2 separate regions of the Homo sapiens genome follow, and region 2 is linked to region 1. The links are chromatin loops, found by intact Hi-C in ENCODE. Cell type or tissue: heart left ventricle. All regions are shown on one strand. Each heading gives the region's core, and the rest is flanking DNA. Links, peaks and the distances in the headings are about the cores only. Region 1 has its middle 190 kb from the start of LINC01048. Region 2 has its middle 7.3 kb from the start of CSNK1A1L.

Evidence for each region. Hi-C counts contacts between places; a loop is a spot of excess contacts. Peaks named below come from ENCODE experiments on the same cell type or tissue, not always from the same donor. Only the 100,000 strongest peaks of a DNase experiment are listed, where the experiment ranks them.
Region 2: a loop joins it to region 1, with 2.3 times the contacts of the local background. A loop is called at or near these places in 3 of 110 quality-filtered maps.

Annotation. Positions count from the first base shown.
Region 1 is chr13:37,288,147-37,303,868 of GRCh38, reverse strand. No RefSeq gene overlaps it. Among named protein-coding and RNA genes, the nearest start is that of LINC01048, 190 kb to the left of the region's middle. In heart left ventricle, for the core only: no CTCF peak of the experiment used is centred there; a DNase peak (open chromatin) is centred at 8,578; H3K27ac peaks cover 1,922 bases.
Region 2 is chr13:37,105,844-37,120,099 of GRCh38, reverse strand. No RefSeq gene overlaps it. Among named protein-coding and RNA genes, the nearest start is that of CSNK1A1L, 7.3 kb to the right of the region's middle. In heart left ventricle, for the core only: a CTCF peak has its summit at 10,814 (motif pointing left); no DNase peak of the experiment used is centred there.

The DNA.
Region 1 (15,722 bases), core at 3,842-11,841:
CCTAAGGCGAAAGGAAACTTTCAAATAAGCACTCCACCCCTTTCAGTGTTTCTATGCTAATGGCAATGAAACAGTCAAGTGAGTCATACATCTCTCTTTCTCCTTCATTACCAGGATCAGGGATTGACTGGAGAATTTGAAATGGAGAGTTGAACAGAGTAACATATTTTCCTAGGTCACATCCTACCACAATCACTGACCTAGTTCCTCCTCTTCCTAGCTCTATAACCTTGGATAGTGACTTAATCTTTCTCTGCTTCAGTGTCCTCATCTAAAAATTGGGACTACCATAGCACCTCTGAATTGAGTTATTATAAGGACTAATGAGACCATCTCTATAAAATAATTACCATGGTATTGGGTGCATATCAAGCTTGCAATAAACAGCTCTTCTTGCTTTTTGTCACTATGATTTTGCCACCCTCTCACCAGGCCATGGTGGCAGCCATGAATGACACTGATGGTGTATTTGGATGCTTACTTATGAACATAAAAAACAATGCTTTATATGCAGCCTATTTCCTAAAACTTTTTAAATACACCAAAATGATTTTTATTAAAATATGCATAAAATACATATTTTTAGCCCTTCACTCTTAGAATATAAAATTTCAATATTGACTGTATTATATCTTAAAGGAAGTGTCACACACCATCGATGTGTTTAGCACTGCTTGAGATATCTTGAAGAACGTAGCAGACATATGACAGAGCCTGTCTTCTAGAACTCACCTTATGCTAATATGCCCAATATATTTCCCAGCTTATAACATCAAATGCACTATTAATACAATATAAGATTAAAGGATAAATTGTATTTGAGGAATTTCAAATATTTTTCAGGGCAGAAAAGGATAAGAGAATTCAAGATGTGAAGAAAGATTCTATGAAATATCTTGGTATTAAACTAAGCATTAAGGAATTCTTGACTAAACCTTGGCTGTTTCTTCAGATCAAAACCTGCTTCTGAATATGGGTTAGGTCATGCTTCTCTTGCACATTTTTATTCGTTGAAAAAATTTCTGAGCACTTTCATGCATCAAGAGTTGTGAAAGTCACTGGGAGTATAACATGAAACTGAGTACCTTTCTCTCACTGAAGAAAGCCTACAAGATTGCCTGTTCCTGATGTTAGTGCAGAATTGCAGAACAATTCTTCCACAAGCTTAGTCTGAAACAATTAGAAAAGTTGGAGAAAATACACCATGTATTTGTTTGAAGATAATAATTTGAGAATTCAAGATCATGAAGAGAAGGGAAGTGGAGCATAGTGTTTTTCCCTTCCAGGCATTTGTCAGGCTATAAGAAGAGCCAGGTGAAGAGGCCAAGAAGCAAAGCAGAAAACAGTGACCAAAACCCTGAAACTATGAGTTGAGTTGAGTTTTCACAACAGCCTAATGAGCCTGAGGAGGAAAACATGGGAGTTCTGGGGCTCCCAAAAAAGACAGCCCCGATAAACAACCCAGACCTCTGGAAAAGACTTTGAAAGGACCAGACTGTAGGATTAAGAACAAAGCTCTTATAAAAATCCAGTGTTGAACGAGCTCAATCCCAGATTTGGTAAAGGTAATCTGCTCCCGCTCTAACTGCCAGGTAGATTAACATTAAGTCCTCCCTGGAGAAAGAGGCAAAACTCTACAAATTATCTCTGTATTTTTTCAGTCCTATCTGGCATTTAATTTACAAAATTTTTAGGTATACCAGGAGAGAAAGAGTTAAATGTTCAGAAATCAAGAAAAAGTGTAAAAATAAAATACAGGAAGAGACTCCAGGTAATGTAGACTTTTGAGTTCTCACAGAAGGATGTTAAAATAAATGTGATTAACATTTTTTAAAAATAGATGGCAAGATAAAGAAACTGACCAAAAACTATAATCATTTAAAAATTCTAAAATGAAAATGGCAAATATTAAAATTAAGAACTTTATTAAATAGATTAGAATTTCCAGATTAATTAAAAGAGAATTGGAACTGGAAAATAGGTCAATAGGTCAATTTGAAGTATCCAAACTAAATAACAGAGAAGGAGAAAAAAGATGGAAAATAAACAAAGGTGATAAGAAACTTACAGGACATGATTCAAAGATCTAACAGACAAGTTACTGAAACCCTAGAAGGAGAGGAGCTGGTAGGGCACAAGTATCTTATATGACATTGCTTGAGAATATTCCAAAACAACAGAGACTTCAATCCACAAATTCAAAAAGCTCTATCAAACCCAAGAAGGATAAATACAAAACAACATATCCAGTTTTGTATCATAGTAAAAATGCCAAAAACCAATGGCAAAAAGAAACATTTTTAACTAGCCAGAGGGGAAAAAAATAGTTAGTAGCTCCAAAGAATAAGGCTGACTTTCAACAGAAGTAATGGAAGCCAGCCGGGCATGGTGGCTCATGCTTGTAATCTCACCACTTTGGGAGGCCGAGGCAGGCAGATCACCTTAGGTCAGGAGTTTGAGACCAGCCTGGCCAACATGGTGATGCGCCGTCTCTACTAAAAAATGCAAAAATTAGCCGGGCATGGTGGCGGGCTCCTGCAGTCCCAGCTACTTGGGAGGCTGAAGCAGGAGAATAGCTTGAACCTGGGAGGCAGAGGCTGCAGTGAGCCAAGATCGTGCCACTGTACTCCAGCCTGTGTGATAGAGTGAGACTGTCTACAAAAAAAAAAAAAAAAAAAGAATGGAGGCCATGAGATGATAGAAAAATGTGACTGATGTGCAGAAAAGAAACTGCTTAGAGTTCTACATCTGGAGAAAATATTTTTCAAAAAGGAAAATAAAATAAAGATGTCTTTAGACAAACAAACATTGAGGAAAATCTATCTCCAGGAGAACTGCTCCAAAAAAGTATACTAAAGAGATTTCTTCCAGCGAAAGGAAAAATATCCCAGGTGAAAGCATGGAAATTGAGAAACAAATGCACAACAATAGAGAGTAAAAATATACGAGTAAATCTAAATGACTATTTATTATATAAAAATAATATTAACTTATTTGAATTTAAAATGTGTGTCATAAAATCACAAAAAGGATGGAAATACACTGTCCTAACATGATCTAGAAAGTAATAAAAATACTATTTTGGAGTAGATCTAATATGTCAAAAACATATGTATAATCTCTTAGCAACTAGGGTAGAAATTCTGTTATATTTACTATTTTTTCTATTTTAATTGGATTTACTTTCCTAATTTTTTTCTAATTTGTTGAGATGAATATTTAAATCATTAATTTTATTCTTTTTTCCTTTCTAGTATATGCAGTTATAGCTATACATTTGCCTCTTTAGCTGTTTCCCACAAGTTTCAATATGTCCTATTTTCTCTTTTATTATTAACTTATTTTTCTTTTTGAGACAGGGTCTCACTCTGTCATCCAGGCTGGAGTGAAGTGGCGTGATCTCGGCTCACTGCAGCCTTGAACTTCTGAGCTCAAATGATCCTCCCCACTCAGCTTCCTGAATAGATGAGACTACTGGCGTGTGCCACCACGCCTGGCCAAATTTTTTTATTTCTTATACAGATGAGGTCTCACTATGTTGCCCAGACTGGTCTCGAACTCCTGGGCTCAAGTAGTCCTCTGGTCTCATCCTCTCTCTCAGTCCCTTTGTGATTTCCCTCAATATCAAAGAGCCATCTTGCTCAAGAGCACGCCCTTCCTGAGGCAGTTCACATACAATAACTGATCATCCTGGAAGGCAATGAAACTGCCTTTGCAAAAATTATGACTGTAAGAAAAATCTGACATAGGAAAATTATGACAGTGAAACAAATCTGACCTAATCAATTTCATCTTGCTTCTAACCTCCAAGTGGCCCTTACTCATTCCTAGGCATAGGCCAAACTAACTATAGGAAGAATTAAGAGTTTAACTTTTAAACAAAGATAATAACAGCCCCTTCCTAAAACAAATCCCATCTTTGTTTGGGGACCAAAACTGCCTTTGTAAAACCAATAAATTGACCACAAGATTAGAAATTATGGCTCAGGAGTCATCCAGCCAGAGGCCACAAGATTTGTAACCTCCGCAATTGCTCCTGTGGATAACATCACTATGATAAAACCTAAGGTTGGTGTTCAAGACATTCTTAAGACCCTGCATTCTGTTGGACCAGCCGGTGCCACCCGACCAATAAACTGGCTCCACCAGTCCTGTAATCCCACCCAGGAACTGAAGACAGAAGGAAGATCCCACTTTGACCCCCTGTGATTTATCCCTGACCCAATCAATCAGCATTCTCCATTCTGTAGGTTCCCCACCCACCAAATTATCCTTTAAAAGCCCCAATCTCCAAATCTGGGGAAATTGATTTGAATAACAAACTGTGGTCTTCTGTTCAGCTGGCCCTGCATTTATTAAACTCTTTTACTATTGCAGTTCTGCTGTCTCAGTAAATCGGCTCTGAGCAGTGGCTCAGAGTGACTGCAGCAACTCTGATCAGTTGACTGCAGCAACTCTGATAAGACTTATTTGCTTAGAAGTTTCCCTGGGGTTGACCAACGTTTTGTGACCACATTGTGACAGGCATGGAAACCTGGGCTTGAAAACAGCAAGGAATTTAGGATCTCAGACCCCTCAGGATTAGCTATAAAGATAAGCTGAGACTGAAGGAAATCTGGAATAGAGAGTAGGGGTAGGAAGTGGAGGTTGAAGAGACAATGATATGGTTTGGATGTGTGTCCCCTCCAAATCTCATGTTGAAGTGTAATTCCCAGTGCTGGAGATAAGGCTTAGTAGGAGGTGTTTGGGTCATGGTGGTGGATCCCTTGTGAATGTCTTGGTGCTGCCCCTACAGTAACAAGTGAGTTCTCACTCTGATAGTTCATGTGAGATCTGGTTGTTTAAAAAAATGTGACACCTCCCCCATCTCTTTCTCTTGCTTCTGCTCTTGCCATTTGATGCACCTGCTCCCCCTTTGCCTTCCGCCATGATTGTAAGCTTCATGAGGCCTCATCAGAAGCAGATGCCAGTACCACACATCTTGTCTAACCTGCAGAACTGTGAGCAAATTAAACCTCTTTTCTTCATAAGTTACCCACCCTCAGATATTTCTTTACAGCAATGCAAAAATGGACTAACACAGACAATGAATACCAATTCCAGCCCAACACCATCTGCACTGTTGGGGGATACAGTTCTTCCTACTAAACTTCCTCTTCTAAGTTCAGGTCCACCAGAGTCCTGAAGGAGCTACTGCTTGAATTACATGAAGAAGTGGATTTGAGCAGCATAAAAGGTCTTGTGTGATGGATACACCACAGAGGGTAGACTATAGTGGACATAGAGATGCACCACCTAGATTCCACTCCAAAGAAGGTCTTATTGTCCTAGGGGCTGGGAGCTCTGGGAGCTCCTTAAAGATGTCAGCTGCAAAGAGCCACCTCACACGAGTGTGTACTTTTCCAAGGCAGTCCATGCCCAATGACTGATTGCTGCAGGAGCATAAAGGTCTGACCATTTCAGCCCATCAAGGGTCTTCTCTGAAGAGCTATATTTGCTCTAGAGCACCTCATTGGGTTGGCTGAGTCTTTGTCACCTTTACATTGCAGTTTGACTTCTTCATCTTCCCAATCCTGCCTCCTTTTCCTTCCTTCCGCAGGTGTTGACCCCTCATAAATAGCCTGTTCACCAAACCTTTTCTTAGCAGCTTCTGAAGTACTCTACCTATGATGATCATCGAAAAACACTGAATGGCCAAGCATGATGGCTCACGCCTCAGCACTTTGGGAGGCCAAGGCAGGCAGATCACGTGAGGTCAGGAGTTCGAGAACAGCCTGGCCAGCATAGTGAAAACCCATTTCTACTAAAAATACAAAAATTAGCTGGGTGTGGTGGGAGGCACCTGTAATCCCAGCTACTCAGGAGGCAGAGGCAGGAGAATCGCTTGATCCCAGGAGGCAGAGATTTCAGTGAGCTGAGATCGTGCCACTGCACTCCAGCCTGGGAGACAGAGCGAGACCCTGTCTCAAAAAAAAAAAAAAAAACCCCAAATATCCAAGAACAAATCTAACAAAAGATGCATGAGGTCTCAATAAATGCAAAATTATATTAAGAAAAATTAAGGAAGATAAAGTAAATGAAGGGATAATTCATGTTCATGGACTGAAAGTCAATATTGCACAGATTCTTATTCTCCCCAAATTGACCTACAAATGAAATGTAATCCCAACAAATACCTCAGCAAGTTCTATTTGAAAAAAAAATTTCGCTGGGTGCACTGGCTCACACCTGTAATCCTAGCACTTTGGGAGGCCGAGGCGGGTGGATCATGAGGTCAGGAGTTTGAGACCAGCCTGGCCAACATGGTGAAACCCCGTCCCCACTAAAAATACAAAAATTAGCCAGGCATGATATTGTGCATCTGTAATCCCAGCTACTTGGGAGGCTGAAACAGGAGAATTGCTTGAACCCAGGAGGCGGAGGTTGCAATGAGCTGAGATCGCACCATTGCACTCCAGATCTGGGCTACAGAGCAAGACTCCATCTCAGAAAAAAAAAAAAATCATGCTGATTTTAACATTTATATGGAAAGCAAATACCTCCTCCCTCAAATGAAGAAGAACAAATTTGGGGAATCTACTTAATATAGGAAATCATAACTTATAGAACCACAGCCATGAAAAGAATGTGGTAGTGGCAAAAAGATAGCTAAATAGACCAATGGAATAGAATAGAGTGTTCAGAAACACACAGACCGACGCTTGACTTATGACCAGGTGATGCTGAAGAGCAACAGGGGAAGAATGGTCATCTCAACATAAAATTTTGAATCAATTCATTTGTATATGAAAAAAATGAAACTTATCACCTACCTCATCTCATACTCAAAAATCAATTCTACATGGACTGTAGATATAAATATAAAAGATAAAAGAGTAAAGCTTCTAGAAGATAATATAGAGAAGTATATTTGTAACTTTGGTATAGGAAAAGGTCTCTTAAACAGGAAACACACACACACACACACACACACAACTAATCATCTGTTCATCAAAAGACCCCATTATGACATTAGAAAGACACAGAATGGGAGAATCAACAAAGAATTTGATTCTATACCGTCAAAGGACAACTATTAAATCAATAAGAAATAGATAATCCCAATACAAAGCTAGGCAAAAAACTTGACAAATTATTTAAAAGAATTGGTTCATATGCAAATAAATGACCATTAAACGTACGAAAAAGTGTACAACTTCATTAGTCATTAGGAAAAAGCACTTTACAACTATGAATGGTAAAACTGAAACTATCAGCAATACTAACTGTTGGTAAGCATCTAGAGAAACTGGAACTCTCATATATTGCTGATTGGAGCATGTGTTATGATTGCTTTGGAAAACCTTTCAACAATATCTTCTATAGCTAAAATAAACATACCTCATGACCCAGAAATTCTACTTTTACTTTTATAGCTAACAAAAATGCACATATAAATTTTCATCAAAAACTATACACACATGATCACAGATGCCTGAGTTACAATAGTTCAAAACTGAAAACAACCCAGCTATCCATTCACAACAGAACAGACCAACAATTTTGCCATACTCATGCAACAGAACACTATGACAAAAAATAACAAGTTATGGCTACCTACAATAAAATGGATGCATCTCAGAATCTTAACTTTGAACAAAACCAAACCCTGAAAAAGTACAGACTGTATAATTTCATTTATATATACTTCAAAAGTATGCATGGAGATTGTTCAGGAAAAGGAGCATCAGGTAGTGACAATGAGGGGCACAGAAAGAATCCTGGGGTGCTGATATATGTCCCATTTCTTGACATGGGTAGTAGGAATATGAGGGTGTTTAGTCTGTGAACATTTATGGAGCAGTACACATACGATCTGTGTACTTAACTTCTAAAAAATAATAAGTTGCATGCCTAGTACAATACTAGATAAAAGGAAACATTTATCTATTGATTTAATTTGTGGACTTCACTTGTCATACCCACAGTGTATCAAAAGAATGGGAGATCTGGGCACAGGAACAAAATATAAAAACCAGAACATTGTTCTCACACCTGTGGAAAGTCAGACCCGAACGTCTGTGCCAAAATCACTACACCCTTGGCACAGCTATGTGTATGCCCATGTGCCACTTTGTAGAAGAACTCACAATCACTTTGTAGAAGAAAACCCAAACACAAAATTCTGTTTCTAAGATAACATCCTGTACCATACCTTACGCTTTACTTTGGCAACTCAACTGGAATAGTCATTGCCTCTCTTATTTTTAATTGGGGGGCTTCTCAGTGCTACATTTATGAGTTTGTTGTTTTTTTAAGTGGATAAAGCTGACCCACACCACAGCCCTAAATACTTTTACTAGTACAAGTACTATCCACTGCAGACACGTTCTTCACAGAGTAAAAATCTGTCTTCTCGATACTTTTGTCTGGCCAAAAAGACATCCTGCCAGGTTTATAGTGAAAGATCAGAGTTTGCTGACAACAGCGTGAGGAGTATTTCCCATCCAGGGATGAGTGACTTCTGACAGGAGTTGCAGGTTTGGCAAGACATCGCGCAGATCGGGCCAAACCAAACACTGAGTGGAAAACTCCACTCAAACAGTGTACCATGGGCGCAGGCCCCCTGTGGCCAGCCCACGTGTGCAACCTACTCTGATTAGTAGTGAAACAGCAGTCCAACAGTACTGCACATACTGTACAGAGGATGTGCCTCAGCCAGGTGGAGGCAAGGAGACAAGACGGCTGGGACAACATCCCAGGCCTAATCAGAAGAGTACACTCTGAGTTTTTCCAGGAACTCGTAACGCCAGAGATATTTAATCATGGCTTTAAGGAAATATTTTAAGCATAAATGGCTTTTGTGACCCATATGTCTAAATATTTTCCCTTTTAGGCCAGAAGAGAAGGCACCTTGTCTTCACATCTCTACAAAGTGGAGAAAAAATTAAAAGAGAAAACTTAACTCACAAAATGTACCCTACCAGATCCACCATCTATTCTTGCCCTTGTTCTTCAATTGCAAATTCAGTAGTTAGAAACCGAGTTTCTATACACCTTGCATAGTGACAAGTACATGATTCATAGCCAATTATTGAATATTTATTCACACAATCTTTAAGTCTTCTTTGGTTAATTTATTTCAAATGCTACTATGTGGCATTTACTCATTATGTCTAAAACTGGAAAATATGAGCATGCCTGTACGTGGCGAATGCAGAGCTAGATATTCTCCCAAAACAGACGGGAAATCACTTTACATATAGCATATTACAGTAGACTTCACGGAGCACCTGAGCATGCCAAAAGATCCTATAAGTGGAAAGAAAGGTTAATTATTAAAATTCTGTGAACTTCAAAGATTTGGGAAGCTATATAAATACGATTACTCATGTTACACATACTAACATTTCTGTCTTACAATGGCTATTTACATTCAATTTACAAAAAGATACATATTTTCTGACACAAAAAATCTTGTTACTGAAACAACATATTCTTTCCAAATAAATGTATTGAGGTTCTATACAATACATTAAATAAAATAAAATCCTATCTGATCTATGTCTTATCATGCAAAGAATAAGGGAGAGCCGAAAATTATCATAAGCTGTTAATTTTAACAAAAAGGTCAGTTCCGCCTTCTGCTGTGTTTCTTCATGCCTTCCTGGGTCCACATCACTGTGCTTTGCAACTCTATTTTTCATTATTGTCTCAGTAAAAACTCAGAATTATGATTCTTCTCCCAAGTGGCAACCAAGAGTGAAAGACTTCACCCTGGGTGAGTTCCCTTGCCAAAGCAGCTAAGATTTCCTCTGCACCCATTTTCTAACGTCAAAGAGTTTAAGAGGAAAAACAGGTTATTTTCTTCAACCCAGAAAATATTTTGACTGACATTTTTATATCTTTTTCTTTTATAATAATATCCAAAAATGTTTACAGCTATTTATAGTTTACAAAATGCTGCCCCACAACCAGAACACTAAGAATCATATGTTCCGACCACTGTTTTGTAGATGCAGAAATAAAAGCCAGAACCTAATTCTAAGCCCCTGACCCTCAGCACAAAGCATTTTCTGCAACTGCTCCGAAAATGTGCAAGGGATGAGGCCGCTTAGAATTCCCTTCTATTGGGTGAAATGCAAAAAGAAAACACATGATCTAAAAGGAAGAGAGACTAATGGAGCCTCAAAAGATCCTTAGCAATTCTGACTAGGTCTCTGACAGAAAATTTTTAATAAAGGAAGGAGAACTGACATCAAAAGTAATAATTTCAACCTCTAAGGAATTCACTAAAAAATGAGAACAGCTTTAGCATTAGTATGACTGACACTAATGCAAAAGTCCTGACAGGTGCTATAAAAAAAAGAAGAAGAATCTGGGATTAGAACACCACGATTTCAGCCATAACAGGATAGCTGTGGGTGAAAGTTGCTTGTAACCGGTAATTAATATCTCCACCATAGTCAAGTAAAAACAGAGTTTAATAGAATTTGAGTGTAATCGTAAGACTCCCAAAAGACATGACAACTTGAAAAAGGCTTGTGAGGAAAATTACAGTATTATCAGGCAAAGGGAAAACTCACAGTCTGGAAGTTGATTGTAACTGAAAAGAAAATCGTTAACCACCTTCAACTGATCAGGTCTTGTAACTATGCCAGCTGTGTCAGTGGAAGTGACTGGTGGATATCCCGTCCCACTAAATCTGAATGAGACTTCAGCCCACAATTCCACAGCTGTGGGAGTGTGTTAAGCCTTCCCATGATCTCCTTCTGCCTCATCCTCTCCTTCCCCATGGACGGTCTGTCTCAGTGTTTCATGGTGGCAATTGAATTGTGAAAACATACCTTTCACTGATTTCAAAAACTTAAAACAAACATTACCTTATTTAAAAAATTTTACTCACACTGACCTTTATGAGCAATGGAGATTGTATTCAAGATTTCAGAAAAGAAGGATGTGGCATAGCTCAAATTTTAAATTCCATCTTTCAGACACCCTTTTTTCTCAAAATTTCCCTGACAAACATGGGTTTTGGAATTCCTTTCTTTACCCCTTCTCCAGCTTGTACCTCATCTGGTCTCCCAACCTCACATCTTCCTAACTGCTCTTACTTCCCACCGACCTTTCTTCTTATTTTCTTCCCCCTCCATCTTAGGAAATGAAAGTTTTTTTCTTCTCTATGGCTTAACAATTTGGTGACTGTTTTTCATTGTTGAAATGTTCACAAGGTCTCACCATCCAACCCATGAGCTTTCCCAAGCATTTTTCTCCAACAATAGCTCTTAACAATAGTAAAGGGAAAAAGAAATGGGGCAGAGTCAAAAATGACCAAATGACCCTGGCTGGCCATTAATTTCCAAAAAACATACATTTAACAATTAATTTAGATAATGTATGATTTGTGTTATGCATTTAGTATTCATAGTTGTTTTAGAAGCAAATTGCTTGGACATATCTGGATCACAACAATTTGAAGGACCAGCAACCAAAATTCCTCATGCAGAGTCTTGAGCCGTAATTAAGAACACAGCATCCGAAGCATGACAGCTGAGGTGCAAATTCTGACTCTCCAGAATTCTTAGGCAAGTTACTCAACCTCTCTGCAACATGGAATGATAATAATATCATTCCATATATAGCTAAAATGGCCATTAAAAATTAATCCTACCCCAACTCCAGCTACATACAAATAAAGTAATTTTCAAGGAAAATAAAAAACACAAGAGAAAAATCTCATCCTAAAGTATGTTCACATTTTCCAAGAGATTTCAAAATGGCAAGAAGAAGTATTCATTTTCAATTGTTTCCACATTTACATTGAAAATATGTTGGCTATCAAAATTACTAGAAAACAAATACATATATGCAACATGGAATGATAATAATTGTTTCTACCTCGTAGGGTTATCATATGGATAAAATTAGTTAATACATGTGAAGTCCATAGAACATTGCCTGGCCCATAGTAAGGGTTGAATAAATGTTGGCTGATGCTAGAATTAAACTCACCCCAGAAGGCAGTGGTGTCTTTCTGCCTTACTTCTCCTCTTAAGCACTTACTAGTTTTACTATTTATTTGTCAATTATTAATGTGCTACTTTGAAATAACTTATACATCTGTACTATAATAGACTACATCTTACATGCATAGCTGTATTCAATAGCATATATACAACTACCTGTTCTAGACTGTAATCCTCTTACACACATTGAGTCCATTTTAACATCTTTGTATCTACCATAGTGCTCAACACAGTACTTCGCCCAAAATAGGGATCTAATTAATATTTATTAGTTTATGTTATAATAATGACAATTGTGTTTTGATATATTTTTAACCTGGGTTATGGCCTTATCTGAAATCACCTCAAATGATATTTACCAGTTAGTACTTGCCTTTTACTTCCTCTTTCTTTCTGGAGACATTCTAATTTTTATTTCCATGGGCTTTTCACTGTCCCTGCTGAAATTTCAGCCCCCGCCAAAATGAAAGGAAGAAGGCTAAATAGATATTAGATTCATGACGACGCATCTATATCAATGGTAAAGAACACATTTCTGTATTTGTTTTCTAGTAATTTTCATAGCCAACATATTTTCAATGCAAAATGTGGAAACAATTGAAAATGAATTATTGTTGCCATTTTGAAATCTCTTGGAAAATGTAAACACACTTTAGGATGAGATTTTTCTCTTGTGTTTTTTATTTTCCTTGAAAATTACTTTATTTGTATGTAGCCGGAGTTGGGGTAGGATTAATTTTTAATGGCCATTTTAGTGGAAAGTCAAGGATTAAACACTGCTTTCTAAATGCTTATGTCGTGTTACCTCTTCATTGCTCTACCTACATCTCTTATTCTTATCCTCATCTGTACACATAGTCGACCTTAAAATGAGTTCTCAGACTCAGAGATTAATTTCATGAACTAAAGGAAGTCAGCCAAAGTGGAAAAGAGGAGTCAATTTCAGGTCTCTGATTCATTTTGGTCCACAAAGTCTGAGGTTTGAGTTGCCTCCAAACACCTGCACATAACTAGGAGAACAAAAATATGTTTTGTGACTCTCTAACCAACCACCTCTTAATGAAATGAATATTGTCATTTCCACAGGATAATTTTCATGGAAATGCACTTGGCTAAGCAATGGTGAATACATAAAGTCCAATTATTCACATACCATGCCTCTCTATTCATGAAGATAAATATATATCAGATTATGGAGATACCTATACAACCTGTCTTCTATAATAGTAGTAAACACCCAAGGGTGTTTAGAGTAACACTGAAAAGAAGTAAAACAAAAGGTACACAATCTATGGTCTAAGGCAGATTAAGTCAGGGCTCATCACCAGGCCACCATCCATCAACCCTCATTCTGACACCTATATCCAAGATAACCATTTGCAGCAAGTGATATACATAGGAGCTTGTGTTTTGCAAAAAGAATAAGAAAAGGGACTTTGTGACTGGAGTTTTATACTCTGAGAAGAGATAAATGGTAGGGATGCTATCATGTCTGTTCCAAACAGAACTACAGTTCTATGTTTCAGCCCGTATAATTAGTGGGATGAGGTCAAAAATTACTAAACTCTTCTCCATGAAAGATTCTGTAAGACATTGAGCCCAAGAAGAGGTTCTCTGGGCCTTTAATTTTATTTTAAATTGAGGGATAGTATTGGGAAAAGGCCATCCATGAAACCCTACAACATTTTGGCAACTCAAGGGCTATAGCTTGATGCAAAGTATTTTGGGGGGAGACATTTATCTTAAAGTAAATTAGTAAACCATGATGTGCAATGACAGTAATGAACCTTCTCAGGTAGCAGTTCTATGCACTTGGGAGCTAAAACATAAGAAGAAAAAGTCTGGGCCCAAAGGACAACCACATCTAGAGTGTGGACATTTTGAGACATCATTCTGGAAATATATGGAAATAACTGGGAGGTATTGAGATCCTGCTGTTATGCAGATAGAGGCGAACAAGTCAGCAGATATGTGGGTTAAATGTATAATAGGATTTTTTAAAGCTAATAAGTGAAAACATCCTTTTCCCTCCTAACTTTAGAAATGTTTGCGAGATTAAAGCAGGGTTAGGCAGAAGGAAAACAAAGATAGCTTTTATTACTGATGGATTCATGAATGTGGCTTCAGTGTTCAGTAATCACGAGCTTTCTAATACTGGATCCTCAAATTAAACAGAGTTACTCCAGTCACAGGCAATACTGAAGGCTGTAGATCTCTCCACTGGAATAGAAGGAAGGTCATAGATGAATATGTTCTCTCTGCAGGCTGACACTGATGAGATAAAAAGAATTAGGCTACATATGCAAAATTCCTCTTTCCAAACTCACGAGTAATCTTGGGAGCACTGAAGGAGAGAGTTGGATAAGCCACCAAGAGTCTTATACTTGTGGAATTCCTTCCACATGGAAAGACAAACTCTGTGGATAGGACCTTTCTCTCCACCGCCAGCAATGTGCAAAGAGCCTGGCACAGGGCCTATCATGTAACAGACTACAAAACAACCTACCGTGCTCCAGGCACTTACTTGCTAACAACATGAGTTGGATACCAAGAAATATTTGTCTTCCTTACTCCCAGAACACAGTATATACTGGATATTTGCTGAATTCTACTCTTCCTCCTTTTTCAAATGGTTAGAAGAAATATGCTTCTTAAAAGTAACAATTTGTAGTAAATAAGGCTATTTAGCAACTCTACAATTACAAAGGTGATGTGAAAAAGATTTCTACCTCCCAGTTGGATGATCCATGGAGGTAAGGACAGAGGAGCAATAGAGACCATATTCCAATTCAAAGTAACTATTATCAAGTGCTCACTGTGTCAAGCACTAAGCTAATACTTTCATAAATGATTGCATTTTTTTACAATTAAATACTTAACCACATCACAGGAAGAAAAATTGAGATGCAAGAGTGTTAAGTAACTTATTCAAGGAGTCATAAAAAAGAAGAGGTAGAATAATATTTTGAACTAAGTATGACCCAGACTCATTTCATTCCACTATATTGCACACAACATCAGCATATAGATATAAAGACAATTATAGCTTTTTAAAATGGATTTTGTGGGAAAAGCAAAAAAAAAAAAACTTGTGCTACTTTGAATCATACTATTAGGTAAGTTAAAATAATCTACTTAATATTATACCAGTTCTTCTAAAACTAGTTTTAAAGGATTTTTAAATCCTCAATGCATATTTTTAAAAAAACAATTTAAAAGACGAAGAGCTATATGGCCAATATATCAATAAATAGTCCTTGTTTCCCTTTAAATCATGCTGTATATGTTCTTCTTCAAACCCAAACCTTGGATAGTTACCAAAATTAGAGAAATTTTCCTTTACACTGCTCAGATACAGGATAACCCAGTGATCCCACTCTCTTGCAGGCATTTCACATGAGACATTTTAAACACAGGTGGAGATAATCTACGGATGCAAACCAACATAAAATCTGAAGTGGAAGAAAGCAGAGCCCCTCTTTTGTGAAGTGATAGCGCAGAGAAGCAGTACAGAGCGTCTAGAAGGAATATCAGGAACCTTTTGGCATAGCCTGCTTTGATTGTTCCCAGGAGCTTCCTTGGCTGTTCTGCACATTTCCTCTTAGCCTTATTTTCCACCACAACACTTCCCAGAGTGATTAGAAGCAAATAACAATGCCAGGCAAGTCCAAGTACACCGCAGATCCTCCCAAACAGTTGACACTTCCTGCTGCTTTC
Region 2 (14,256 bases), core at 6,227-14,226, 190 kb after region 1:
TCCTCAGCAGAATCTTCCCTGACTTCACCAGCCCAGATCTGAAGCTTTTGTCAAACAATCTCACATCAACCTTTGTGGCCTTTATCATGGTTTGTAATTACCTATTTGTGCAAACATTAATTATTCCTCCCCCTCGAAGTCAAGGACCAGGTTTGCCATGCTCACCTTTATATCCTCAGTACCCAGCACACAGCAAGTACTCAATAAATATAAACAAACCTGTCATTAATGGATGAATAAATTAAGATAGATCAATGGACAGATGGATAAGTAGCAAGATGCATAGACATATAATAAGAAATGTTAAGAGCTCTCAGTTAATGGCTATAGCTGTCATTCAGATCTATCCCAGGGACCTAACATTAAAAAGGTCCTGTTAATCAGAAGAGATAAAGGACTGAGAAGAGCTGAGCAAAGAAACACATTTAATAATTAGTATAGAACCTACCTGGAATTACTGGAGCATGTGCATTCCAGCCAAAGGGGGATGTATTTTTTTATTTTTGTAGCCATAGTGTCTTATTTTCCTATTTTATGACCACCGAAGTATTCCCAGGCCCTCTCTTAAACCTAAGAATTCACATATTGGTGAGAATAGCTGGACATTCAAGATATTTTTGTGATTCCTTTTTTTAATCCTCTTTTGTACATGTAATAATGTTGAACAAACAATGAAATGTTGTTCCAACGATTTAATGAGGAAGGAGAAAGACCCTAACTTCTGGGCAGAGTTTTTCCCCTCTTTGTGGAAGGCCCTTATTGAAATGTAGATCAAGATTGTTACCCAAAATTTTGTCTCTGTTATTGCATCTGACTTTAGGATCAAAAAAAAAAAAAAATTTTCCAACTGATGCCTTTCCTTCTGGAATTGTAAGTGAACAAAATAATAGTACCTGTTTAAACATGAAGTGGATATTGTTACAGAGAACATACCAGTGGCTTTCTCAATGTTAAGCTAATAATGCCTCATGAATGTATGATCTATGGAGAAACCCCTGTAGTTGTACTTGCCAATGCTGTTTGTTGGAGAAAAAATTTTGAATGTTTTTTCCTCACAAACAAACAAAAAAAAAGCCATCTAAAGAGAGGGTGATACCTGTCTTTATTCTGGAGAGTTGGGGAGCAAAGTTAAGAATACATAGGGCAATGTTTTTAACTAAGGGTATATATTACAACCCTCTTTGGAACTTGTTAAAAATGCAGATGCTTGGAACAAACTTATGAAAATAGGGATTCAGTGAGTGAATCTGAAAATTCATATTTTATAATTCTGGAGGTGATCCTGATGACCTGCTGATTGAAGATTAATATAGGGATGGCTGGAGACAGTGCTGCGTGCTTATAGTTCCAGCTACTTGGGAGGCTGAGGCAGGAGGATCGCTTGAACTCAGGAACTGAAGACCAGCCTGGGTGATACAATGAGACCCCCTCTCACACACAACACACACAAAAAAATACTAAATAGAAAATGAAAATTTTTCTACTTGAATTATTTAATTCAACACTTCATGTCCTCATTTTGCTTTTAACTAAAAAAATCTTACCTGGCATGATATTTATTTATTATTTGAAAAGGAAGTCTGATATATAAGCATATCAGAGATAGAGTAAAAACTCTATCTCTGTTCTAGCCCCTAAACAGATATAGCTGACTCTAAGGAAAAAAGAACCATAAGCAATAAGAAAAAGCCACTTCTCTCAGAACACATGGGGACCTTAGATAATTAAGATCCCTCTAAAAGAAATTAACACAAAAGAGAGAGGCCGTCACTCTCTTCCCCGTCTCCACCCTAAATTATCACACCCTGGGGGAACTGGGCTGTGGAAAAAATTTAACTCTAGAGCACCTTCTGCCAAGAGTGAGATAAATTATCAGCAAGCCAGTAGGGTTTGGGCAGCAGCCCCAGAAGCTACCATAGCATGCCAAGGATAGAACAAAGCACCCGGTGGCATGGCACAAAGCAGTGAAATGTTGCTGAGCACTTGGCAAGCACTCTCTGGGGGCTATAGGAACACTGAGGAAAACTGTTGCTTTCCCTGAGCTGAGGGGTGCTAGAGTCAGAGTGATCCATGATATAGGTGTTCAACGAAAGAATCTGTGAAATGTTTCCAGGAAGAAAATCCATAATGTTTTTCCTATCACATATATAGGAAAACATTTTTTAAATCGTGTATTAGTGTCACATAATCTCTGTTTGCACTAGAATCATACAAAAATGCTTCATTTCGTTTTTGTCAAAGACGTTATTTATCTGAAAAATAAGTCAGACTTAAGACTTTACTTTTCAAATAATATGAAATTTCTCTCTCATGCCATGTGAGATTTTCTTCGTTAAAAGCAAAATGAGGTCATGAAGTGTTGGACTAAATAATTCAAGTAGAAAATTTTCAATCTTTTATTTAGTTACCCATTTCAATTTGAGCTGTACAATCTAAGTTTTCTACTACCCAAGTACTTTGGTCACGGTTGTTTTCAACAAAGCACTAACATCCTTGAATTTTCACTTCTCTTAACATTTCAGAAATAGTTCAAACCACTTAAAAGTGAGAGGGGATATTTAAAGCAATGTTATGTGAAAAATACCTCTATTTCTCTTCTTCCTATTGCCCTTCAACCCCCTCCCCCACCCCATTTCAACACAACCTAACTTCCCTCCAGCTAATCCCTATTTCTGTACTTACCTTCAAAGCTACACTTCTCATTGTGCACATTCTTTTCCTCATTTCCCCACCCCTCATTCACTCATCCCACTTCAATCTGGCTTCCATCCCCTTTGCTACACCGAAACCACTCTCCCTAAAGTCAATGAGCTCCATCTCCCAAAGGTATTACTTCTCTGAAGAATTTTATAGTGCTGGCCCGGAGCAGTGGCTCAGGCCTATAATCCCAGCACTTTGGGAGGCCGAAGCGGGTGGATCGCCTGAGGCCAGGAATTCGAAACCAGCCTGGCCAACATGGTGAAACCCTGTCTCTCTAAAAAAAAAAGTACAAAAAATTAGCTGGGCGTGGTGGTGGGCACCAGTAATCCCAGCTACTCGGGAGGCTGAGGCAGGAGAATTGCTTGAATCCAGAAGGCAGAGGTTGCAGTGAACCGAGATCGCGCCATTGCATTCCAGCCTGGGCAACAAGAGCAAAACTCTGCCTAAAAAAAAAAAAAATTGTATACTTCTAACCACTTCTCTCTCCCCTTGTACCTATGGGCTGCAGCCTCTTACATCTCTGGCCACGTCTCAGTGCCAGACTTCTCACCCACCAGTCTTTAAATATTGATGCTCTTTCAAACTATCGCAAGGACAGAAAACCAAACACCGCATGTTCTCACTCATACGTGGGAACTGAACAATGAGAACACTTGGACACAGGATGAGGAACATCACACACCGGGGCCTGTTGTGGGGTGGAGGGAGGGGGCAGGGATAGCATTAGGAGATATACCTAATGTAAATGAAGAGTTAATGGGTGCAGCACACCAACATGGCACATGTATACATATGTAACAAACTTGCGCGTTGTACACATGTACCCTAGAACTTAAAGTATAATAAAAAATAAAATAAAATAAAATAAATAAATATTGATGTTGTTTGTGTCTCAGCCACGGGTCCTCTCTCTCCCGACACTAAACTAGTGATTGCACACACCTCAGGGGGTGAAGCCCTCCACTGAAGGGAAAATCCAGTATCTAAAGGGGAAACCCAGCTCTGGGTCATTACTGGCATGCAGAAATAAAAAAATAAATGTTGCCTGATTTTTTAGTTTTTCAAGAGTAGCTTCAATCTGGATCATGTGGAACCTCCTGATTTTTAAATACTGGCAAATAAATGATTTTCTAATAATTGTAAAAGCCAATTTGCTAATCAAAGTAAACCCAACATGCCTACTAGAATGTTTCTTCTCTCTCTGCTCTACTCTTTATTCTCTTTTCATAATATCACCCATGACCCATAGTTCAATTACTATATAAACACCAACTTGTAATTACTTATCTGTACAGTAGACCCTTTTTGAAGCTCCAGGTAAATTCAAATGCCTGCCCAACATTTTTACTTGGATGTCTTAAAAGTGCTTCATATTCAATATGTCCAAAACAGAATCTCCTAATCTGATTCTCTTAGAAGAGCAGACTTATTTTATTATCTCCAATAAATGACATAATTATGGTCACTAACAGCTATGTGTCAGGTGTAGTTGGGCATATGTATATGCAAAGGTGTATAAATATATATTTGAGCCTTATATATGTGTGTGTAATATACGTTTGAGTATATGATATCTATGTGAGATATATATCTTATATATGTGATATAGATACATATATGTGTATCAGTATTACAGCACTAGTGTTGCCAGAATATAGTAAAGAATTATCTGTTAGAAAATAATGATAAGACTTGGAATTGACTCAGAAGAGAATAGCTTACATGAAAGTCACAGTGAGGAAGGTGTCAACTCAATATAAGGCAGAATGTCTTATCTGTAGGGCCTGCTGTGGTGGATGCCATAATTCACAGGGTCTCCTTGAGGAAGGAAGGACTTATTCCACTAGCTGCAGGAGGACTGCCAGAAGATGTGCCTCAGTTTTTAACCTTCCTTGGGGATGGCCTCAGCTGAAGAGAATTGCCTTGCCAAGATGGCACCTCCTTTTGTGGAAGCCAGCCTGCAATGACTGGTCATGATGGAGGTATAAAGGCCCGGCCCTCCAGCCCAAATTCATGATAACTCTGAGGGGCCACTGAAGGCCCAAGCTCACCATGGGTTCAGCTAAAGCCTTTGTCCTCTGCCCTATAGTATCTCCTTCTCTCCTTTCTCAGGGGTGATGCCAAGCCAACTCCCTAATAAATGCCCCGCACCTTAATTTTCCTAAGTCTGCTTCCTAAAGAGCCCAATTTAAGAAACTTGCCCAATGGCAAGTGGAATGCTTGCATCCTAAGTAGTCTGAATGCATTGCTGGTAATGACCAAACAGAGATAGCGTTGTTATTTTTGAATGTTATATTTTGAATGTTACATTTTGAATTTCAACAATGTTATTTTTGAAAGATGCATACATTGGATGTCTTCTAATGTTCATTTCAAATGTAAGATTTTATCACTCTCAGTTTTGAACATCGGAAATCATATGATTAACGTATTTTATTTACAGAGTACTTTACAGATTATACATATTATCTTACTCAAGCCTCCCCAAAACCAAACGAAGTAGGTAGATTATTAACCCCATCTTACAGAGGAGAAAACCAAGGCTCAGAACATTATTTGGTCCAAGATTACATATTTATTAAATAATGGATCTTGTGGTTAAACCAAGCTCTTCTCACATTTGAGCATATAACCAAAATTTCTTTCACCATATCAATTATGCGAAAGGACTAAGACTTTTTATAAAAATACTATATAATCAAAATGATATTAAACTTTTAATTTGCTTTGCTGTCACCAGTATTTTCAATGAGATTTTTTTAAATCATTGAAAATGCTGCTGTATTTCTATTCGCCAGGTCTAAGTAATTCCATCCAAGAATTTTGATGGGATCTTTGAGATTTACAGGATTTTTTTATTATTTCATTTGATTCTACATGAGAGTCTGCCTTTCTGCTCAGTTGTATGGAAATGTTCTATGATACATACCTGGCAGTACGTATTTCATTGCCTCCAGACTGCCAGGACCAAAGCCAGAGATCCCTTAGCAAACTGTTGCATGTTAACAAGAACATTACAATAGCAGATGAAGGAAGCTTTGTACAAAATATTTCTGAAATAAAACGTTAGCAGGTAGACTCTATTCTAGCAACCACCAAACCAGACAAAGGAAAGACTAGCCCTTCAGGTTACCGGAACTTGAGATTTTGTGGTAGAAAAACTTAAACAAAAACCAGACAAGTGCCCTGCTATCATCTTCAGAGTTACATTAGATTCTCAGAATGGGTGGAAGACAGAACTATACTCTGAAGAGAGACAAAAGCATCTTCCCCTGGCTCCCAATTATGTCCTTCAACACAATAGTATAATCCAAATTAACCTTACAAGAGCAACAAGAATCCAGAAGTCTTCATGGACTCTAACCAGACCATATTAGCCCTTCCATTAAAGACTATTTCATACTTGATTTTATGGAACCCCCTTGGAGGATCCTAGAAGGGAAGAGACTTTGTAGTTATGAAATCCAAGTGTACTTTGTTACCACTTTTCTTCTTTCAGGTAACAATGAGGGTTTAGTGTGCACCAGACCAAGTCAAGGGCTTTGTGTGCATTATTTCAATGAATCCTAGCTACAGTTTTGAGATTGCTAGTAATATGTCCTTTATGCAAATAAAAAAAGTGAAGCGCACTTTTCCTAGGACCGCTTGGCTTGTAAGTGGCAGAGCTAGTGTTTGGCTTTCTCTAGCATCTGAGCTCTTAACAGCTCCACACTGCCTTTTCTAAGTCCTTCAAAATGAAAAACATTTAGTCATCTAAATTTTCCACAAAATGTAGCACAAAATTGTAGATTGTGCTATGCAATCTGCAGATTATGTTAAAACTGAGTAAAATCCACCTAGTTCAGCAGCAAGAACTCTAGCTGAACAGAAAACAGGATCTTTACAACTCCACTGTGTATATGGCAACCTGGGCTATAGTGTAGACAGGGGATATTGTCAGGAATCCTACTCTGACCAGTGGGCTTGCCCACTCCAGATTTAAGGAGTCAAAGGAAATAGCTCTCATTTACATGATTTTGAGTTTTCTTGAAAAGCAAAAGACAATTAGTATTTTAAAGGGCCACAAATTACAGGAATAACCAAAATGCAGTTTCTAGCATTCTAGAGGCCAAAGAAAAGCAGAAAAATAGAGTAGTTTCTCTCAGGAGCCAGAGTTATTGGAAATACATTTGACAACAAGAATTTAAAGACTATTACAGAAACATATGGCATAAAACATCATATCCCATTCAAGGGATCTAAGGTTTCAAATAAAGAAGTTAAATCCTCTCTATAACACAAAATATTTCTGTAGGTGGCCTAAAAGAACAAAATATGATCATATTACTATTTCCTTCCAGTCCTGCAAACTACCATAGCTCTGTTGAATACTACTATGCCAAGTAATTGTGGACAAGATTCGGAGAACTGGTTCTCAGTTTCTCCACAAGTCACTGAAAACCATGACATGATTATTAGAAATCCAGGAAAGAACAATACTGATGCTTATAAAAGAGAAAATGTAATGAATAAAAGACCAAGCCAGATTATTAAGGCAGTGAAACTACTGTTTATGGTATTTTAATGGTAAGTACACATCACTGTACATTTGTCCAAACTCACAGAATGTATGACAAACACCAAGAGTGAACCCTAATGTAAACCATGGACTTTGAGTGATAATGAGGTATGAATGGTTCATCAATTGTAATAAACGTACCACTCTGGTGCCAAATGTTGATGGTGAGGGTGGCTATGCATGGCTGGCAGGGGGTAGGGAGGATATGGGAACTCTGTATTGTCTGCTTAATTTTGCTGTGAACCTAAAACTTCTCAGAAAAAAAAAAAAAAGTCTTTAAAAGAAGATGACTAGCCCGGGGTCACATGACAGAGGCTGGGAGACCCGTAGAGGTCCATAGGCAGCATCTTAAAGAAACAGAGGATGAGTAAACCAAATTCCACAGCTCTACCCTGCTACGTTCCAGTCATTTGCTCCATTATGCCAAATAGCCACAGAATATTTACAACCCTCTCCTCCTTGTACTCTTCATGTTGTTTGCACAGAGTTGTCTACTTTTAAAAACGTATTGTATCTATTTTATTCAATTTACTTATTTTTTAATTAATTTATTTTTGTAGAGATAGGGTCTCACTCTATTGCCCAGACTGGAGTGCACTGGTGCCATCATAGCTTACTGCAGTCTCAAACTCAAGCTCAAGTGATCCTCCTGCCTCAGCCTCTCAAAGTGTTAGGATTACAGGCATGAGCCACAGGGTCTGGCCTTAGTGTGCCTATTTTAAAAGGAAATACTCACAAAGTAATGAGTTAGTAAAATCCATTATTGAACATTTTAGTTGCAAAATTAACAGTTACTGATGCTCACTGTACAAAAAATTGGTCTATAATATTTCCTTTTTGCAGCAAAGTTTAGCATAGATAGCAGTAATTTTAGCACTTATAAAAAGTATTCAAAGCTGTGTGAAGGGTACATGAAGGATCATTACATTATTATCTACTTCTGTACCTGTTTGAAATTCTCTTTGATATGAAGGTTTTCTTTTAAAAAAACTGAAATATAAAACCTGCTTAATGTACCAATAACTCTACATAAGGTAATTTAATTGCTATCAGATTATGTTATTATAGTCATAGAAAAATATTCTGTATTCTATAGCACCATCATCTGAAAACATAGCATAGTATTTAAGGATCTGAGTTCAGGAATCAGACTGCCAAGGTGCATTCCACATACTTCACTTCTTAGCTGTTATAACCTTGGAAAAGTTATTTTGCTTAAGCTCCAATTTCCGCACCCAGAAAGGGAATAACATCACCATAAAGCCAGTATGAGAATTAAATGACATAAAATGTGTGTAAAGTCACAGCACAATGTCTGCCTTATAATAGGTGTTCAATAAATGTAAGCTACTATTAATATTGCAAGGTTCTCATAGATATTATTCCTCTAAAATTAAAAAAAGTAGTAAAGCCAATAAAGAGCTCTAATCTATAGATGGGGAATGAGCTCAGAGAGTCACAATTCAGAAATTAAAAAACATTTCCCCATTCTAGTGTATTCCTAAATTATTCCTAATTATTATGAAGGAATATATGTATTCCTTCATATTAGAATATATTCCAATAAATTAGAATATATTCCAATAAATTAGAATTTAAAATTTATGAAGAATTTACAAAAATAAAAGAAACTGTAAAATCCTTGCATAGTCTTTTAATACCAGTTAAATAATCCAAAGAAAGTTTTGCCATTGACTCACTCAATCAGTTGTCAAGTTGACTTTGGCTATTACTTCTCACCAGGCCTTCTGGTGGCACCTCCTCTGTGGCCTGTCTCACACTTAGCCAAAGATATGTGGCTTATTTGGATTCTCTCATAGTCTCCCCTGCATAGATACATGGAGAACTTAGCAAGGCCCTCCAAGGCTATCATTTCTCAGATCTCCCTGTTAACTTCCAGGCTTGTCTACGAGTCCATTGTTTGCCGCAACCAAGACTGTAACTTCAGACTACCTGAACAGCTAGTCTTTTCCTTTCATTTGCCACAAAGATCACTATTTCTACTGACAACACCACTGGGTGTGAAGTTTTTCCACACTGTGCGCCAAACCGAATGATCCCCCTTTGGCAGGGAAGCTGCTGGTTTTCATATTCAGCAGTGCTCTCATAAACTTCTCAACAGATCCACCTTGGGAATGGGGTACAGAAGACATGGATAGGAGAAGCCCCAGATAAGAATACCATAGACTCCCACTGCTCCTACTAACTTACATTCAGCATTTTTTTGTGAATAATTGCTTCTCAATTTGTTGTATGCCTTTGGTGAATTTCAAGAGCCCTGAAATGGTTGTTTTTCACAATATTGTCCAGTTTTGTTATTGTATAATATTTTATTAGAAAAAAATTAAAACATGCAATGTTTTACCACAAAGGTAAATAGTAAGACATGTTCTAAATTGTCTAACTGGTAGCCATTATTATTAGTATTTTGTTTTATAGACAACAATTATATGCAAAATAAAATGTTCATCCAATCTCAATGCAATATTGGCCCTTGTCTAGACACTGTTTTTATGAGGAGTTACATTATCTAATATTTAAATTATTCAAGTTCCTTAAAATGTAAGGATTCCAAAAGCTGGTACTAAACAATAATTCATTATTTAGAAACTCCTTTATCTCAAAAATATGTCTTTTCTGACAGATCATTAGGACTACTGTTTTTAAAAAAACAGGATGCTAGACATGTACTGTTAGAGTGTATGATGATTGGATAAAATTAAATATCTCTGTGAACATAATTATAAGGAACCAGGTTGAGACTTGAAAAATAAATATATTTGACTGCAGAACCCAGAGTTATAAAAAATATTTGTACTCTGCTGGAGATGCTCTCTCTTAGACAAAATTGTCAAAAAGGAACTTCACTGGGATTAAGTGCAAGCCTGTGTATGCACATTCAGGATGCACTAAACTGTAGTTCAGCCAATCCTTTTATTTTCCAATCCATTGTTCACCCTAATCACAGTCAAACTAATCACAAGATGAATCCATAAAATAATTAAAACAACCTAAATTAATGAATCATTTATACTTAGTCTCATTCATTTTGAACATCTGACATAATTACAACTTACAGCTTTTTCTTTGTATTAGAGTAGATAGCTGTTAGAACTTAAGCAAAATTCACTGAAAGGAACTGGAAGATGCAATAAGTGTGATGTCATGAACTGTTTTCATGTAATTTTTCTGATCTTTGAATAAAGTAACATAATTAATGAATGTGTTCACATAATGATCTGCCAACAATTTGAATGGTCTTAATAAGGTGACAACCTGCAAGAAAAAGTAAAAGAGGTTACACAACTCCTCACTGCTCTGGAAGGAAGTCCAGAAAGGTGCCAGAATTGCAATAACTTCATGGGAACCAAACAAAATAAGTAATGATTTTTAAGGCTGAAATTGAACCCTACATTCTCAATATAGTAAAATTGGTATTTAAGTGTTTTCTTTTTTTCAGATAAACATATTGCAAGTTTCAAAATGAGTGAACAGAAAGATGCAGAGCCATGGAGAAAATATTCTTTCATGAAGAAAGAAAAATCCAGCACATTACAATGACGCCCTCTGCTGTGATTTTTGATACTACACCAAATAACCTCATTTCCAATAGTGTCTCACTGTCTTTGCAGTGCCAATACTTCCAAAAAGCTTTGAGGAAAAAATGACTTAAATCCTTCTATAAAGTTAGTCATCTCCAGGATCTTTTAAAATTGAAGTGATTGATTCTGGGTAATGTTATTCTGAACATAGTGTTTGAGCCACATAAATGTCAGTAAATCCCTTAGTGACAGCATTATTTATTTAAGAACATATTTTGATTTATTTTGTATTCTATTTAAATAGTTCCAAAAGGAGATTATATTCATGCCAAATGGTTTCTGTAATGACAACTGCCGACCCAATTTGATAGCCAAAAATTTTTTTTTTTAACTAAGAAATTTTTGTGTCTCAAATGACCATTCTACTAAAGTGTCTCCATTTCCTGGGAAAAGATACCAAGAAGCCCAGAAAATTAACCCCAAAATTCATATGAGACTAAAACCAATGCCATTTGAGTATCATTTCTTAATTGCCAAAAGCAGACACGGACTTACAGGGAAGTGAATAAAGCCTCCTTTGCAAGGTCCCTTCTAAGTGTTAGGAGTGGACAGGAGTTGTGAAGTATTTCAGGTGGGGAGGAGAAGTCAGATTGCAATGTGGAAGCATTTCTATGTAAGAATTTCTGGTCAATTGCATCAAGATAGCTTAGGGGATAAAAAAAAAGACTTGACCCTCTAACACTCAGGTAAATTGCAATGATTTCTTTTCCTAAGTTAAATATTTCATGCCTGTTTGTTGTTGTTCTTGTTGTTGTTGTTGTTGTTGTTTTCTTAAAGAGGGCCACAAAAAAAATTGTATAAAGTTCAGGACTGACAAAACCCGAATTGGCTGTTAAACAGTACAATACTACCCAGTACAATCCTGCCCAGAATACGTTATTTTACTTTTACTGGGGTCATCTTATATTAATAGAAATTATTTTAGAGGCAATTTTGAAATCAAGGCTAAATCATAGCTTTAAAATGCATTGGTAAAATACTTTATACAATTAAAGAAAAGAAACAGAACTAATATATTCCCAACAGTGAAGCCACCCAGCGTTCAGGAGCCTCTGGCTGTTGATGTCTATGTAGGGGTTAAAAGTACTGGCTTTGGAGGCAGGCTATCCTGGATTTCCATTCTGAATCCATCATTACCTACCTATGCCACCTTTGGTGAGTCACTCATGCCTGCAAATAGGAGGCATTCAATAACTATTTGTTGAATGAATGAATAAATAAAGAATGCATCAACCCCACACACTGTCCACAAAACTTTATGAAATACAGTAGTTCAATTTACTTCCATTTTAAAAACTATTTGTTGCACATCTTTTATGGAAAAATTTTGGACAAAAGGGTAGGAGGGGATGCAAGAGTTTAAGCAAAGTGTTGTTTGGGTTTAAAAAGAGTATTTATATTTGGTTGAGGAGATTGGAAAAGGTTTCATGGAGCAAACAGCATTTAAGGAAGAGCCCTGAGATTATTAGGATTAGACCTGGGCGATGGGAAAGATAAAGCAGGCTGGAAGCATTTCAGGCTGAGGAAACAACACCATAAGCCAAGACCCAAAGATGAAAAAATGCAGGGAGTATGTGTTCGGGGAAAAATCCGCAGTCCCACCGGCTTGTGGTAAGAGAATTCATGGGAGACTGGATTGGAAGCTATTCAGGGTCATATCATCACTTCAGTTACTGATCCTCCCCATTCTGGAGATGCTCACAACTTCCCTGTAAGTGAAGGTTCACCCAACCACCATTATAAGTTACACTTGACCTTCTTTATAGACAGTGCCTTTATTTAACTGGTACAAAAAAGTATGGGACTTAGTAAACAATAAATAAACTATAATTAAACTATTCTAGTTCCAGAATTGAAAGGGGATTTTTTGATTCAAGCTTTTGTCCATGTATGGGTTATCTGTAACTTTTTTGAATAGTGACTTCTCTCACATAGAGATTATTTGAATTTCAAGGTTCGTGTTGAAGCCATTGACTGGAAGACTGAACGGGAAGGAAGCATAATGGGCAGTGGGTTAACAACATAAATTTTATTCTTGGTTATTAGAAAGGAAATTGTTCTCCAGGCAAATTTCAACAAAGTTGGATGAGTAAATGAAAGAAATGCCATTCTAGTTGGTACGGTATAAAAAGTAACTACCTTGGGTCAGAATTCAGTTTCAAATTGGCCTCTGACACTTGTCTGTAGTGTGGTCTTGGGCAATTCATCTAACCTCTCTATGCCTTGATTTCCACTTGTATAAAATGAGAAGTACAATCATAATAATAAAATATGCCAGCAGTATACTGTATTACTATCCACCTGAGGTAGGAGTATGTATTTTCACCCCACTGTCTTTGGACCTGGCCATGTGATGTGTTTTGCCCAGTGGAATGTAACATTTGCCACTCCTTTTATTATGAGAACAGCATGCTCCTAAGGAGGCTGCTCTTTCAGCCTGCATTCTAGAACAAAGAGGACACAGGAAGCAGAGATGCAGCTGATCTACAGCTTACATAAAACCTGAATGATAAATAAACTTTGTCATTGTAAGCCACTGAGATTTGCGAGTTGTTCCTGCTGCAAAGCCAAGTAATATACTGCGCTACCCACCTCACATATTTGTCTGAAGTGGACTTTAAAAATGTTTTAAAGCACTTTATAATGTTCTATGCCCGTCTATGTCTCAAACCAGCTCCTTCTCTCGCCATAGATTGATGCAGGTCAGAAAAGTTAACAGCACTAACTTATGTGAGACAGTAAAGTGAGAATACCTGCTTTCAAAGCTGCACCTCTCTCTCCTGCCTTTCTGCCATTGGCCCCCAAATTCGTTGCTACTGCCCCGTTAGGATTATACTCAGTTCCTATCCCATCTCCTCATAAAACAAAATAATCGCACGGGTTTTGTTATTTGTGATGTGAACTTTCATAAAAATATTGAAATGGTACCGCTTTTTCTGCTAGTGCTGGCCCCAGTTCTTCTGAGAAAATGCTCAGAACTGCCGGCTTCTGTTTCTTCTCCATATTTTGGTTAAATTTTACTTGAATCCTTCATTTAGTCAGTTTTGCCAGAACGTCTCTGTGGAATCCTATTTAAATTCAAAGCACTCTATGAAAAAATTTCAAAAGGATCGCTTTAAAAAAAAAAAAAAAGACATTTCAATTTAACTAGCAGTAAGTAACTCTTGTTGACTAAACTCATTAAAGAAGCAACCACTGAGATCACACAGAAAAACCTCAAGAGGTGGCACCCCGACTCGCATTAACCCAGGGAGACATGATGGCTAAGGAAGTAGATGGGACAATGACTGGGCCCGAAAACAAGAAAATCTTTGTTATAAAAGCCTCCCATTTCTGCACGATTAAGTTGAAAGAAGGTGAGCTTCGAGTTAAGCCTAGGCAGTTTTGAATTCCAGC